Regions from separate parts of the Homo sapiens genome. Here region 2 is linked to region 1. A link is an interaction called in ENCODE POLR2A ChIA-PET data of the cell type or tissue named here. Cell type or tissue: CD4-positive, alpha-beta T cell. All regions are shown on one strand. Links, peaks and the distances in the headings refer to the core of each region. The heading gives the core; the rest is flanking DNA.

Evidence for each region. Peaks named below come from ENCODE experiments on the same cell type or tissue, not always from the same donor. Only the 100,000 strongest peaks of a DNase experiment are listed, where the experiment ranks them.
Region 2: POLR2A ChIA-PET joins it to region 1 with 5 read pairs; 3 of 35 experiments call an interaction of 5 or more read pairs at or near these places.

The regions. Positions count from the first base shown.
Region 1 is chr1:198,476,916-198,484,614 of GRCh38, reverse strand. The region is part of intron 1 of LOC105371677 (a long non-coding RNA gene); the gene reads left to right. Among named protein-coding and RNA genes, the nearest start is that of ATP6V1G3, 60 kb to the left of the region's middle. In CD4-positive, alpha-beta T cell, for the core only: no CTCF peak of the experiment used is centred there; no DNase peak of the experiment used is centred there.
Region 2 is chr1:198,161,348-198,169,046 of GRCh38, reverse strand. The region is part of intron 1 of NEK7 (NIMA related kinase 7); the gene reads right to left. Among named protein-coding and RNA genes, the nearest start is that of NEK7, 8.2 kb to the right of the region's middle. RefSeq lists an enhancer at 2,927-3,026. In CD4-positive, alpha-beta T cell, for the core only: no CTCF peak of the experiment used is centred there; DNase peaks (open chromatin) are centred at 1,396 and 2,926; H3K4me3 peaks cover 2,117 bases; H3K27ac peaks cover 2,994 bases.

The sequences.
Region 1 (7,699 bases), core at 1,219-6,218:
TTAGTGATGTTGAGCATTTTTCCATATATTTGTTGGTTATTTGTATGTCTTCTTTTGAGAAATGTGTATTCAGATGCTTTGTCCACATTTTAATCATTTGGTTATTTGGTTTTCTGCTGTTGAGTTATTTGAGTTCCTTGTATATTCTAGATATTAATACCTTGATGGATGGATAGTTTGCAAATATTTTTCCCATTAAACAAGTTGTCTCTTCACTCTGTTGATTGTTTCCTTTGCTGTGCAGAAGATTTTTAGTTTAATATAGTCTCTTTTGTCTATTTTTGTTGCATATGTTTTGGAAGTCTTAGCTGTAGAATCTTTATCTAGACTAATATCTTGGAGTGTTTTTCAGCATTTTTTCCAGTACTTTTATCATTTCAGTACTTACATTTATGTCATTAATCGATTTTGAGTCGATTTTTGTAGATGGTGAAAGATAGGGATCTAGTTTCATTGTTGTGCATACTGATATCCAATCTTCCCAGCTCCATTTGATTGTCTTTACATTCATCACTCCATTAAAAGATCAGTCCCTGAAATATGTGGGCCTCATCATGTATTTTACAACTCATGTATAATTTTAGTCAAGAATCTAGTCCACAGAATAGGAAAATCTGCAAAGGAATACTTTTTAAAGAATGGTGCCTTGACAATATGAATCCATGTCTAAATAAATCAAGTGGGATAACTATACATTTGCTGGAGTTTTGCTGGTGCCTTATTACATTATACAGTATTACATCACAAGGTGGGTGTGTGTGGGTGTGTGTGTGTGTGTGTGTGTGTTCTGTCCTCCAATTAGGTAGTAAGATGAAAGCCAACTTCAATATCTGGTATGTATCATAGTGCCTTGCCTATAAAATGGGGCAAATAAACATTTTGTGGGAGACTGATTTCTTGGCCTATTAGACATGTGCTTAATATGGGGCACATGGATTTTAAATGAAATAAGAGGTAGGATCTCTGTCTACCTACAGTTTATAGTGTAGTTGACCTCTCCTTTTTTTTTTGTGCTTTTCAAAATCCATATTCTTTCAAGTGCAATGTTCCAGGAGCTGAACTGCCCACAGACAAACTGCAGTAAACTTTTCCACGTCCTAATTTAATTTTTCAAGAAATTTTGTAGTGTGTCTTATAATTAAATTTCATACCATTACTAGAAAGTAATGAATCCAATTAAATTTTAAAGTTCTAATGATCTAATTTATAGTTGATTAATCTTGTAAGATTAATCTGTATTAATATCTTTTCACTTTGTAGGTACAATTCACCTTACATTTCCTAAATCGTGAGTTTTCTCTTATCTTCTTGGTGAAACTATTAGGTAGTAGACTTTGGCTTTTTATGTTTCAGTACCAGTTCAGTAATTCTTATTTACACAAAGTCAAGCAACTTCCTTTTACACAAGATGACAGTCATATTATTTAGTTAGTATTACAGTTGCTTTTGCTTTATGACTTTTATTGTCCTTCATTTTACAGTAGTAAAGATAATTCAAGTCATATGGATTTCCTTAAGAAATGCTAACATTGGCTGTGATTACAAGACCCAAACTTCATTACTGCAAAATTCCAGTAAATATGACATTGAAATATTAATGATAATTAGTATAACACTTATAGGACACTGTCACATGCAGAATTCTATGCCAACTTGTTAGTTTATATTTGGGGAAATTCCATTCTTCCTTGTCAATGGTGTCCAAGATTCACTTATAGAAATCTATGCTGACTTTTTCTCATGGTAAATGTACTATCATCTGTGGCTCTATTTTTATATCATCTACATGCTGATTTATCTCCTATTTTCCCTCATTGTTAAATCATACGGGCTATTCTTTTCCAGAATCAACATGCCAGGGAGATCTTTTTTGACCACCCCATCTAATGTATCTCCTATCCCTAACCACCATCTTTTTAAATATTATTTCATTATGTAAAATTATCTCAGTCACATCTCTGCTTATTTGCACTGCCTGATTTCATCTCCACTATTACTGTTATTCTCAAAGTATAAAACAGTGCCAGGCACATAGTAGGTTCTCAAAAAATACTTGTTGGATAAATTAATGGATGATTGAATCTAAGCTTTCATGTGCAATGAAAGACTTGTGTTGAATTCAGGCTAATAGTAGAAAGAATCTGCTCTTTGTCAAATATGGAAAAGATATATAAGGGTCAGGGAGGGCTTTAAGGAAATCTCAAATTACACTATAGGCTTGATTTTTGTTTCTGGCAGAATTTTTTCTATATGTCAAATCTTTCACTAGAAATATTTAGATCCTTTTAATATTTCAAAAGGTAGTAATGTCAATTTTAATATTCAAAGAGAATAATTTTCCAATAAGAATACATAGAAGTGACACAGTTAGTTGTAAGAGGCATCACATTATGACTTCAAATTCCTAATGAGAATTTTGATGCTTATGGCTAGTCAAAATCAATTTAGAAATAAATGTATCATCTAGCCTGACACAAACTGCTGGAATCAAATAAAGGCCCTTCTCATCCACTTACAGCTCCTTTGCCAATCTATTTGTTGTTATCTGACAGTTGGACATGAACAATAGCTCTATCCATATTGTTGTTAATGGTGTAACTACTAAAAATATTTAGCCTGTGTTTACCCATGTGCTTTATTTACCCTATAAGTGCAGGAACCATGCCCATCTTCTTTACAGTTTTATTCTCTGCAACTACCACAATCTCTAATACATAAAAGTTCCTCTTTCTATTGCGCAAAGGAATGGTCAAGAAACAATTGCCCTTTATCTGCTTTGTACAGGGCCCATGTTTGATTCTAGGAAAGCAAAGTATATAAGAAAGAGAGCTTAGTGTCTAGGGTGGATCCAGCAGTAAAAGCAATCACTAAGTAGTACATATAGAAAGTATAGCCCTAGAGATATTCCCAGTGTGACAGAACAGATAAGGAGCATTTAAACTATCCTGGTCAGGAGGTAGGTGGGAGACAAGTGTCTATGTCCACTATTTAAAAATACGTGCTAGTAGACTTTAGATGTCACTTACACTTACCCAAAATACAGCTAAGATGTAGCTACATGAACTGGTGAAAAAATGCAGCTTTCTTATCCTTTAAAATCCCATGAATATAGCTTTCTTGCCTTCTGAAATTTCCTGAGAAGGACAGTATAATATTTATCTGTAATATAAGTAGTGTTTTGTGGAAGGATGATGGACACAGAATGTCTATCATTTTTCATCTTCCCTTTTCATTTATCCTTTTAATAAATATTTTTGAGCTTATATGCCAGGTAAGCATGTGAAGAACTGAGCCAGGTGCTGCTCGGGGCACTGGTGATAACTTCATCCCTGAGCTCCTGAAGCTTATGTTCTAGTTGAGGGAAGCTGAACAAATGTATGTAATTTCAGCTAGTGATAAGAACTACGAAGGCTAGGAAATAGAAAAGTATAGGTAAGAGGTTGGAAGGTGCTACTTTAGCTAGAGCAATAAGGAAAGAAGCCTCCAAAGAGGGGAGTCTGGATCTACAGCCTAAGTGGTGGAATGATTCAGCAGGTGAAAACCTGGGTAAGAGGAAGTGCAAAGTTCCTCAGTCAGGAACAAGAGTGCTATGATTAAGTGATAGAAATAGGATGTGTATGGCTGTAACAGAGAGAGACAGGGACAGCGGTGGGTAGGTAGGGGGTGGGAGAGAGAATGGTGAAAAAGTGGGCAAAGACTAGATCTATTTTTTAATCCCAAATTCAGCAATGTATTACAACCATCTTATATGTCAGCACTCTGATCCCGAGCATCTGGGCTAGTATTTAATAAATATTTGATGAATGATGTCTAGATAAATAAATCAATGAATAGATGAGTGAGTAAGCAGGTGAATGGGTGAATAAATGAAAGACATATACTGAGTAGCCATGTACTTGCTTCATTCCACAGCTGAAACTTATCTGGCCATATGCCCAGCCAGCTTCCTTAGGGTACCCACTTACTACCTATCCAAAAATTGTTTCTGTCACTAAGGAGGACAGAAGCCAAGTGAAACATGGCAAGGCACTTAGACAAACAAGCATCTCTTTACCTTGCTCCTACCAAAGTGCTCTCCCTGTTTGCTTTACAACACCAAGGTTTTGTCACAAAAAGAAGGAATGTGAACATTATGTAAAAATAAAAATTTGCAATAATTTAATCCCTTCTATTTGTATAATTATTTATAATTTACCAAGTATTTTACTTATATGTCTTTAGATGACACAGATAACCCTGATATATAGTAATTTTTATGCTATCTTACAGGTGGAGAAACACTTCCTTACAGAGATCACATGCAAAGAAGCTTAACTACAGCCCAGTTGTCTGGATTCCACTTTTGGTATTCTTCTTAGTATGGGGCATTCCACGGGACAGGTGCCACTTTGCTTAGGGAGGTACTTATGAGCACCTTCCATCAGGGGGAATAATTGCTTCACTACAAGAGCTACTCTTTCTACAAGAGTCCAAGTTAATCAAAGTAGTGGCAATAAAACTCAACATTCCTACCTTGGAATAGTTTTTCTTGCTTTTAACCTCCCTCCTTCAGAGAAGAGATGGTTATTGGCTAATATACTTTGTATGCACCCATTTCAGCAGGTTACTGTCTTAAATGCAATGAATACAATGAAAGGAAAAGAAAATTGGCTGCTGGGAACACATTGAGGCTGTTGTCTTAATTTGCATGTATGTTTATAAAAAGTATTGAACTGTATTATGAAAAAAACTACACATGATAGTGAGTTAAGATGTTGGAAAAGCTTCAGAGACCAAAAAAGAAAAGCTAAAGGTATTTAATTTGGTCATATCAACATGACTGTGTCATTTATATCAGGCACTTACCCATAGGCCCTATAGAAACAAGCATGAGTATTATTAAAAGCATTCATAGACCTCCAGTAAACTTTATTTGGTTTTAACTCTAAACCCTAAGTATGTTTTTTTCATAGTTGATTCTTCTTCTAATAACATTCATTAACCAGAATTTATGGTATTTATTTTGGCTAATATTTACTGAGCTCTTGCCATATGACAGGCACTGTGTAAACACTTTAATTGATATCTAATTTAATCTTCACCACGATCTTTGAAGTAGAAATCATTGATATTCTTATTTTGTAGATTAGGGAATCAAGGCACAAAAAGGTTAATCAACTCACCCAGGTTACACTACATGAAACAGGGATAGCGAGGACCAGTACTCAAGCAATCGCCAGATCACAACTTTAAATCTTTCATGATCACTCTAACTTCAGCCCTGAATGTGCAGAGATAAGAACAGTTAGCGAGTGAACTTACAGATTATACTTATAAAATGATTATTTTTAGGTTCATGGTCCTTCCATACAGGTTATACTGTAGTATGGAATACTATGCTGCCATAAAAAAGAATAAGATCATGTCTTTTGCAGGGACATGAATGGAGCTGGAGGCCATTATTCTTAGCAAACTAATGTCAGAACAGAAAGCCAAATACTGCATGTTCTCACTTATAGGTGGGAGCTAAATGATAAGAATACATAGGCACATAGAGGGGAACAACACACACTGGAGCCTATCCGAGAGTGGAGGGTGGGAGAAGGAAAAGAATCAAGAAAAATAACTAATGGGAACTAGGCTTAATACCTGAGTGATTAAATAATCTGGACAACAACCCCACATGACACAAGTTTACCTATGTAACAAACCTGTACATGTACCCCCAAAGTTAAAATAAAAGTTATCAAAAAAGTGACCTAATGATATCTTATTTTCAAAATACCCACTCTCTGTTCTACATTCAATTCACAAGGTATTTTAGAGACTAGACTATTGTCCTCTTACATAGAGCTAATAATTCACTAAAGTTTCCTTGAATCTGTTTACTTGGCTTGAGTTCTTTTTTAAAATTTAATTTTGTAAAAAATTTCTGTGCATACATAGTAGTCATACATATTTAAGGGGTAACTGACATATTTTGATACAGGAATACAATGCATAATAATCACATCAGGGTAAATGGAGTATCCATCATCTCAAGCATTTATCCTTTCTCTTTGTTACAAACATTCCAATTATGCTCTATATTTTAAAATGCACGTTGGTTTACTGTTGACTGTAGTCACCCTGTTGTGTTATCAAATACTAAAGTTTATTCATCCTATTTAACTATATTTTTGTACCTGTTAATCACCCCCACTTCCCACCCCCAACCACTACCCTTCCCAGCCTCTGATCACCTTCTTTCTACTCTCTATATGCATGAGTTCAATTATTTTAAAATTTACTCCCATAAATGACTGAGAACATGCAAAATTTGTCTTTCTGTGCCTAGCTTATTTCACTTAACATAATGTCCTCCAGTTCCAACCATGTTGTTGCAAATGACAGGATCTCATTCTTTTTATGGCTGAATAAGTACTCCCTTGTGTATATGTACCACATTTTCTTTATCCACTTTATCCACGTTTCTGTCAATGAACATGTAGGTTGCTTCCAAATCTTGGCTAGTGCGAATGGTGCTGCAATAAACATGGGAGTGCAGATATCTCTTCCACATACTGATTTATTTCCTTTGGATAAATATCCAGTAGTGGAATTGCTAGAACATGTAATAGTTCTATCTTCAGATTTTTGAAGAAACTCCATACAGTTCTCCATAGTGGTTGTACTAATTTACATTCCACCAACAATGTATGAGGGTTCCCTTTTCTCCACGTCAGCCCCATTATTCATTATTGCTTATCCTTTTGATAAAAGCCATTTTTACTGGGATGAAATGATATCTCATTGTACTTTTGATTTTCATTTCTCTGATGATCAGTAATGTTGAGCTCTTTTCCATATGCCTGTTTTCTGTTTGAATGTTTTCTTTTGAGATGTGTTTATTATGATTTTTTGCCCATTATTTAATAAGATTATTTGATTTTTTTCCTGTAGACTTGTTTGAGCTCCTTGTATATTCCAGGTAAGAATCCCTTGTCAGGATGGAGGAATATTTACCAAGCAAATGGAAAGCAAAAAAAAGCAAGAGTTGCAATCCTAATCTCTGAAAAAACAAACTTTAAACTAACAAAGATCAAAAGAGACAAAGAAGGGCATTACATAATGGTAAAGGGATCAATGCAACAAGAAGAGCTAACTATCCTAAATAAATATGCACCCAACACAGGAGCACCCAGATTCATAAAGCAAGTTCTTAGAAACCTACAAAGAGACTTAGACTCCCATACAATAATAGTGGGAGACTTTAACACCCCATTGTCAATATTAGACAGATCAATCAGACAGAAAATTAACAAGGATATTCAGGACGTGAACTCAGTTCTGGACCAAGCAGACCTAATAGACATCTACAGAATTCTCCACCCCAAATGAACAGAATATACATTCTTCTCAGCACCAAATCACACTTATTCTAAAATTGACCACATAATTGAAGGTAAAACACTCCTCAGAAAATGCAAAAAAAAATAAAAATAAAAAAAAAAACAAAAAAAAACACAGAAATTATAACAAACAGTCTCTCAGACCACAGTGTAATCAAACTAGAACTCAGGATTAAGAAACTCACTCAAAACTGCACAACTACATGGAAACTGAACAACCTGCTCCTGAATGACCACTGGGTAAATAATGAAATGAAGGCAGAAATAAAGATGTTCTTTGAAACTAATGAGAACAAAGACACAACATACCAGAATCTCTGGGACACATT
Region 2 (7,699 bases), core at 858-5,857, 320 kb after region 1:
CTATGCAACCTATATACTAATTTTATAATACAGAGAAATCTCAGAATAATCTTTTCAAATGAGTAAACATTACAGAAAGCTGCTTCCCCATATTCCTTTCCCATATGTTCTGCATACTCCTCTCCTTTGTTTTTAAAGGTTTCTTTTCTTCCTCCTACTTTATTCCAGCCATTACATCTCTCTTAAAATTGCCACTGCCATCTAGGTTTTTCTCTCTCACTCCTGCTATGGTCCCTTTTTTAATTGTAATCATTTCATTCACTTTCAGCTACCTACCAACAACTCCCAAATTTATCTTTCTTTGGTCTGTGGATTGATAAGACCAAGTTGGAAAATGGAAAGAAAAAAAAGAAACAAAAAGATGAACTATAAAGGGAATGTAATCACAGAGTCACTCATTTTACAGCTGCCAGAAGGCTCCAAAGATCACACGGTCTATCCTCAAATTTCAGGCAAGTATGCCTCCCAAGTTCAGAGAAGGCTCACCTCAATTTGAAACTGACTTTACACCAAGTCTGTGCAGTCAACAGGATCATCTTTCAAACATTCTCAAAATGCATATGCAAATACCCCACAAAGTTCACAAGTTGGAAAATGTGGAAATGCTGACGTTCTGGGGATGACAACCCACAACACAAACAAAAAAGGCCTAGGAATGGTAGTACTGCCCTGCCAGGGACCACACACTAAGAGACAAAAGTCTCAACATTTTCTAACCAGATACCGTTGGTACATCATTACAGCCCATGCTTCTTATATTATCTGAATCATTAACCACAAAATCACTCTCCCCTAGGCCAGGCACTCAACTCTTAAACTGAGTTCCATATATATTACATTTAGCTCACACTAAGTGTCAGAACCTATGTTTGGCATTTGAAAAATAAAAAAATACACCTGGACTTGACCCACGATTTGAAAACTTTCTATGTCAAGCTGCATCTTCTTATAATAAATAAAGAGAAGGGGAAATGGTCATAAACAACAAGGGCTTGTGCTGTTTATAAACTCCAAATTTTTTTAAAAGGTGAAAACAAATCGCTGATAGAAAACAGTTTTAAAATTGCCAAACAGGCTTTTGAATAAAGAGCAACACTTGAATGCAAAGGCTTGTATCTACTGACAAGGAGGGAAGTTAGATGGGACTCAAGTGCCTGTCACTTGTTATCAAAGTCCCAGATGGAAATAAGACAGTCATGGAAAAAGGAACAGGTTACTCATCATAATGTTCTTGAACACTTTCCAGCGTGGCCAGACATGCAAGACAGAAAAGTCTGGTGCAGTCGAGCTGTGAAACAAGATAGAGAACTACAGGTAGGTAATGGTAACTAGAGGCAAAATCTCTAAGTGGCAAGGCAAAGAGCTTTTGCCCCTGTGCAAAAAAACACCTCAGGAGCAAGGGAAGTGGTAAGCTTTCACACCCAGTTGAGAGAAATTTTGTAAAAATGCCAAAAATGGTGAGAACAGTACACAGCCTAAGCAGTCCAGTAACAAGGGACCGTTTGGTTGAGAAGGAACTAAAACTAACACTTAGATGTACTATTTTCTTTCACCTTGCTTGAAGTGGCATTTTCTCTCCTGTTATTATCATCATCATGTTAATGAGTGCATATCATATAAGATGCCTTGGGTGCCTTTATCTCTCAGACACAACCTCCGCACAATCTTAAAATCTGCTGTTAAGACCAAAAACATCAGAAATTTGAAAATCTTTTCTAAGTAAAGAATCTGAATAGAAAAGCATAGATTTTGCTTGTTGAATTTTAAGTGTAAGAGTGATAGGCAGCAAAGGTGAGGTCATGAGGATGTCCTTATGAGAAGAGACACAAGCGAAAACACATAGGAAGAACCTGCATGTCAGAGGCAGAGAATGGAGTGATATATCCACAAGCCAAGGAAAGACAAGGATTGCTGCCAATACCAGAAGCTAAGAGAAAGGCATGAGCCACATTCTCCCTTAAGCCTTCAGAGAGAACACGGCACTGTCAACACCCTGACTTCTGACTTCTGGCCTGCAGAATGGTGACAGAATAAATTTGTTGTTTTATACCATCTAGTTTGTAATAATTTGATACAGCAGTTACAGAAAACTAATGAAGGCATATCTCATTTTATTGTGCTTCACACATTGTGTTTTTTATAAACTGAAGGTTTGTGGCAACCCTATGTGAAGTTAGTCTGTTAGTGTCATTTTTCCAATAGCATGTGCTCACTCCATATCTCTGTGTCACATATTGGATATTCTTGCAATAATTCAAACTATGTCACTATTATTATATCTTTTATGGTGGTCTGTGATCAGCAATCTTTGATGTTACTGTATTTGTTTTGGGGCACCATGAATCATGTCCAAATAAAACGGTAAACTTAACGATACATGGTGTGTGAATGTTCTGACTGCTTCACTGCACCAGCCGTTCCCATCTCTCTCCCTCTCCTTGGGCCTCACTATTCCCTGAGACACAACAATAATGAAAATTAAGCCAATTAATAACCCTACAATGGCCTTCAAGTGTTCGAGTGAAAGAAAGAGTCACCCATCTCTCACTTTAAATCAAAAGCTGGAAATGATTAAGCTTAGTGAGAAAGGCATGTCAAAGGTCAAGACAGGTCAGAAGCTAGTAGCTCAGAAGCTAGGCCTCTGGAGCCAAACAGCCAAGTTGTGAATGCAAAAGAGAAGTTCTTGAAGGAAATTAAAAGTGCTAGTCCAAAATGGTACATTATCAGTGGTTGCTGAAGCTCGGAGCTGGTCTATTACACTATTTTGTTTATTTTGAATGTGTTTAAAATTTTCTATAATTGAGTAAAACATCTGTATAAAAAGACAAAAGAAAAAAGTGATACTCAGTGAACACACCAATGATAAGAAAGTGAAACAGCCTTACGGCTGAGACAGAGAAAGTTTTAGCGGTCTGGATAGAAGATCAAACCAGTCACATTTCCTTAAATCAAAGTCTAATCCAGGGCAAGGCACTAACTCCCTTCAGCTCTGTGAAGGCTGAGAGTGGTGAGGAAGCTGCAGAAGAAAAAATGGAGTTAACAGAGGTTGGTCCATGAAGTCCAAGGAAATATGTCATCTCTATCATATAAAAATGCAAGTTGAAGCAGCAATTGCTGAAGTAGAAGCTACAGCAAGTTATCCAGAAGATCTAGCTAAGATCATTGATAAAGGTGGCTACACTAAACAACAGATTTCCAATATGGATAAAACAGCCTTCTATTTGAAAAAGATGCCATCTAGGACTTTTATAGCTAGAGAGAGGTCAATGCCTGGCTTCAAAGCTTCAAGAACAGGCTCTGGTTAAGGGCTGACGCAGCTGGTGAACCCAATGCTCATTTAGCATCCCCTGAAAATCCTAGGGCCCTTAAGAATTATGCTAAATCTACTCTGCCTGTGTGCTATAAGTGGAAAAACAAAACCTGGGCAACAGCACATCAGTTTACAGCATGGTTTTTTGAGTATTTTAAGCCCACTGTTGAGACCGACTGCTCAGAAAAAGATTTCTTTCAAAATATGACTACTAATTGACAATGTACCTAGTCACCAACAGCTCTGATGGAAATATACAAGATGATTAATGTTGTTTTCATGCCTACTGACACAACATCCATTCTACAGCCCACGGATCAAGGAATAATCCACTTTCAAGTCTTCTTATCTAAGAATACGAAATACATTTCTTAAATCTATAGCTGTCATAAACAGTGATCACTCTGATAGATCTGGGTAAAGTAAACTGAAAACCTTCTGAAAAGGATTCACCATTCTAGATGCCATTAAAAACGATTGTCATTCATGGGAGGAAGTCAAAATATCAATGTCAATAGGAGTTTGGAAGAAGTTGATTCCAACCCTCATGGACGACTTTGAGGGAGTCAAGATTTCAGTGAAGGAAGTCACTACAAATGTGGTGGAAACAGCAAGAGAACTAGAATTAAAAGTAAGCCTGAAGATGTAACTGAATTGCTACAATCCCATGATAAAACTTCAATGGATGAGGAGTCGCTTTTTATAAATGAGCAAAGAAAATGCGTCTTAAGACGGAATCTACTCCTGATGAAAATGCTGTGAACATGGCTAAAATGACAACATAGGATTTAGAATATTCCATAAACTTTTAAGCAGCAGCAGGGTTTGAGAGGATTGACTCCAATTGTACAAGATTTTCTACTTTGGGTAAAATGCTATCAAACAGCATCATATGCTACAGAGAAATTTTTCATGAAAGAAAGAGTCAATTGATGTGGCAAGCTTTATGGTTGTCTACTTTTAAGAAAACGACACAGCCACCAGCCTTCAGTGACCGTCACCGTAATCATTTAGCAGCCATCAACATTGAGGTAAGACCCTCCACCAGCAAAAATATTATGAACTGCTGAAGGTTCAGATGATCGTTAGCATTTTTTGGCAATAAAATATTTTTTAATTATGTATATTTTTTAGACATAATGCTATTGCACACTGTATAGACTACAGTATAGTGTAACTCTAACTCCCATATGCACTTGGAAACCAAAAGATTCATCTGACTCGCTTTATTGCAAGATTCACTTTATTGCAGTGGTCTAGACTAGAACCTGCAATATCTCTGAATAATGCCTGTATAGAGCTAGGGCCCACAGCATTGTTTCCTGGACCACAATAGGCAGGGTATGGTTCTAGGGTCCCCCAAATAGCAGGATTTTTCTTACTGTAACTGTGTCTTGACCAGAGCAGTGGCTGTATGGCCCTAGACCGGTGGACTTCTGATCACAGAAGAGGCAGAAACTCCCTTGGGGGCCTGGTACTGGGACATTCTGCTGGAAGCTCAAACTCCCTCACAACCATTAAATACTATTAAATGTTCAGTAACAAATTCCTTTCCACTTAAAAAAAGTGATTAGAGGAGTAAACGGGAGAACTATGTAACTAAAGACAATCTTTACTGACAGCTGATTTTTTGTTGTTGTTGTTGTTGTTGCATTTTTAGTAAAGATGGGGTTTTGTCATGTTTCCAAGGCTGGTCTCAAACTCCTGGGCTCAAGCAGTCTGCTCAGCCTCGGCCTCCAAAGCGCTGGGATTACAGGTGTGAGCCACAGTGCCCAGCCAACAGCTGATATTGTAAATACTCAAAGCCATAAAAGTGAAGGTGAAAACAATATGTCATTCAACAATAAAAAATATTTCTTAACAGTAAATACATTATTAAAACTTTATTTTAAATGCATTTTGAAAATGGAAAAAAATGTCAGTTTTCACTGAATACCACACCTACCACCAGACTACTCTAAACATATTCTAACAACAAAGACGGTGATGAGAACAAAGGAAGTCAATTTGTAGGTTGCCATGAAAAATAAGAAATAATTCGTTCCATAAACCAATCCTCCCCCCAGAAAAATCTTCTTATATAAGACCTTTCAATTTACATGTATTTATTGACTAACAAACCACACCTAGAAATAAACTGTTTGGAATAAAGATATACTATTTGCATAAAACAAATGACCTATTCTAGGTGTCTCTTTTTTTAATTTTTTTTTTATTTTTTTTAGAGACAGGGTCTCACTCTGTCACCAGGTGGGAGTGCGGTGGCATCATCACAGCTCACTGCAGCCTCGAAATCCTAGACTCAAGCCATCCTCCAGGCCCAAGCAATCCTCCTGCCTTAGCCTCCCAAGTAGCTGGGATTACAGGTGCGTGCCACCAAGCCCAACTAATTTTTTTTAAATTTTTTGTAGTGACAGGGTCTCACTATATTGATCAGGCTGGTCTTGAACTCCAGGTCTCAAGCAATCTTCCCACCTTGGCCTCCCAAAGTGCTGAGACTACAAGTATGAGCCACTGTGCCGGTATCATATCACTTTACTATATGGTCCAGCAGTTAGATATAAAGGCAATACAAGATTAGGAATTCATTACATTTTAGAAGTATAACAATTTTTCATAAACACATCTATTCAACTTTTCCAACCATAATATAAGGACATATGTCTTTGTTATGATTATAACCATAATAAAATGTATAGTAATTCACCTAGGTAAATATAAGGATATAGGGGAAATATTTCAACAATTTAAAAAAACAATTTTAAGCATGCTAGGAAGAACATTTTTAATTTTGCCAATTTTTTGAATCTGTATTTAAAGATCTTTTTGCAACTCACATTATTTGTAGTCCATAATATAACCCCCCAAGCCTCTTGTGCCTTTTTCTGCCTGAGAAACTATGGCTTGCTGGCTCTCCCCACACTCCAAAGAAAGTCATAAAAACTAACTCAAATGTAGGAACCATTAAATTTTGAATATGGAAATCACAGGGCAAAGGAAAAGGAGAATTCAAGCAGAGGAAGTGGAAATGGCAGAAGTGGGAAGCAGCCCATTAAGACAAAACTGGGCCAAGGCAGAGTGGGTGACAGGGCCTGTCATCAGAACAAACTGACAACAGGAGATGTGTTTCCCACCCCTGAAGGTCCTAAGAATAGAGAAGTAAGTGAAATGAAACTAACACTGGGCCTGCTACCATACATTTACAAAGGTATTTTCATTTACTCCTCAAGGCAACTTTATGAGTTGCGACAACTACAGTCTGAATAAAATGAGCAACTCAACCAAGGTCATAAAGTAGGCAATGACAACCCTGGAGTTTTCTGCCTAGTCTTTTCCACATCATGGTAAACACAGATAATGATAATATATGTGCAGCAGGGTCAGATAAAGAGAAGAGACTGCTTGTAGCTGGTGGCAACTAGCCAGGAATTCTGATTGTCCCAGGTCCTACCTGGGCTTCCCCGAGGGCTAAGGGGTCAAAAGTCCAGCACACACAAAACCCACTCCTGACTAGAGCTGAGAAAGTGTACTGTGTAATTTTTTCACAAAGCTGTTGCATTTTCCATTCTGCTCTATGCTACTCAGTAGCTACACCCAGGTAAGTCTACAGCTAATTCTTTTCAGAGCAAAGGTCAGAAGTACCTCTACCCCAGGCCAAACATACCTTGACTGTAGGCCCTCTGCTAAAGCACAGGCTCTTTCCAATATTTTTTACTGGGGCGGGGGAGAGTCTTTTTTGAAAGACTAAGTTAATGTTTCCTAAAAAGAAAAAAATTTGCCCAACCCCTTGCTTATGTCAAAAATTCCCTCTAAAGTAGACAAAGGTAGTCATACCAGTAGGCTTAAAATAAAAACTACTAGACAAAGAAACATATGAGTAAGTTTTGGTATGTTTCTTTGTCTAGTAGTTTTCATTTAGTAAAGACAAATGACTGACATTAGATTCTATGTCGCTTTAGTCAGAAGCAGGGAGCCACAGACAGGCATTCATTCAATGTCACAGGATAGGAGTGGGATCCTCCAGAAGCAAAGAATGGTGAAGAAACCTGAAAACATGGATAAACCTAAAAGAGGTTCTTATGCTGACAAACTCTGAAATGAAACACAAAATTTGGGAATGGACAGCTGGGTATTATTCTGAGGGAACTGTGGAAGATCAACAAATTGTCACAAGAGTCTAAGCACAAAAATAATTATAAAACGCTGTTGTGGAAAATTCCGAATCAACCCAAACATCAATGGCATAGCACCACATTTAGACCTCTGGTATTATTTTCTAGAGTGGGGGAAAGCTACCAACCTATTTGTATAAATAAAGCTTTATTTGAACACACCTATGCCCACTTGGTCAGATACTGTATTTGGCTACAATGGCAGCAGATGCAATCA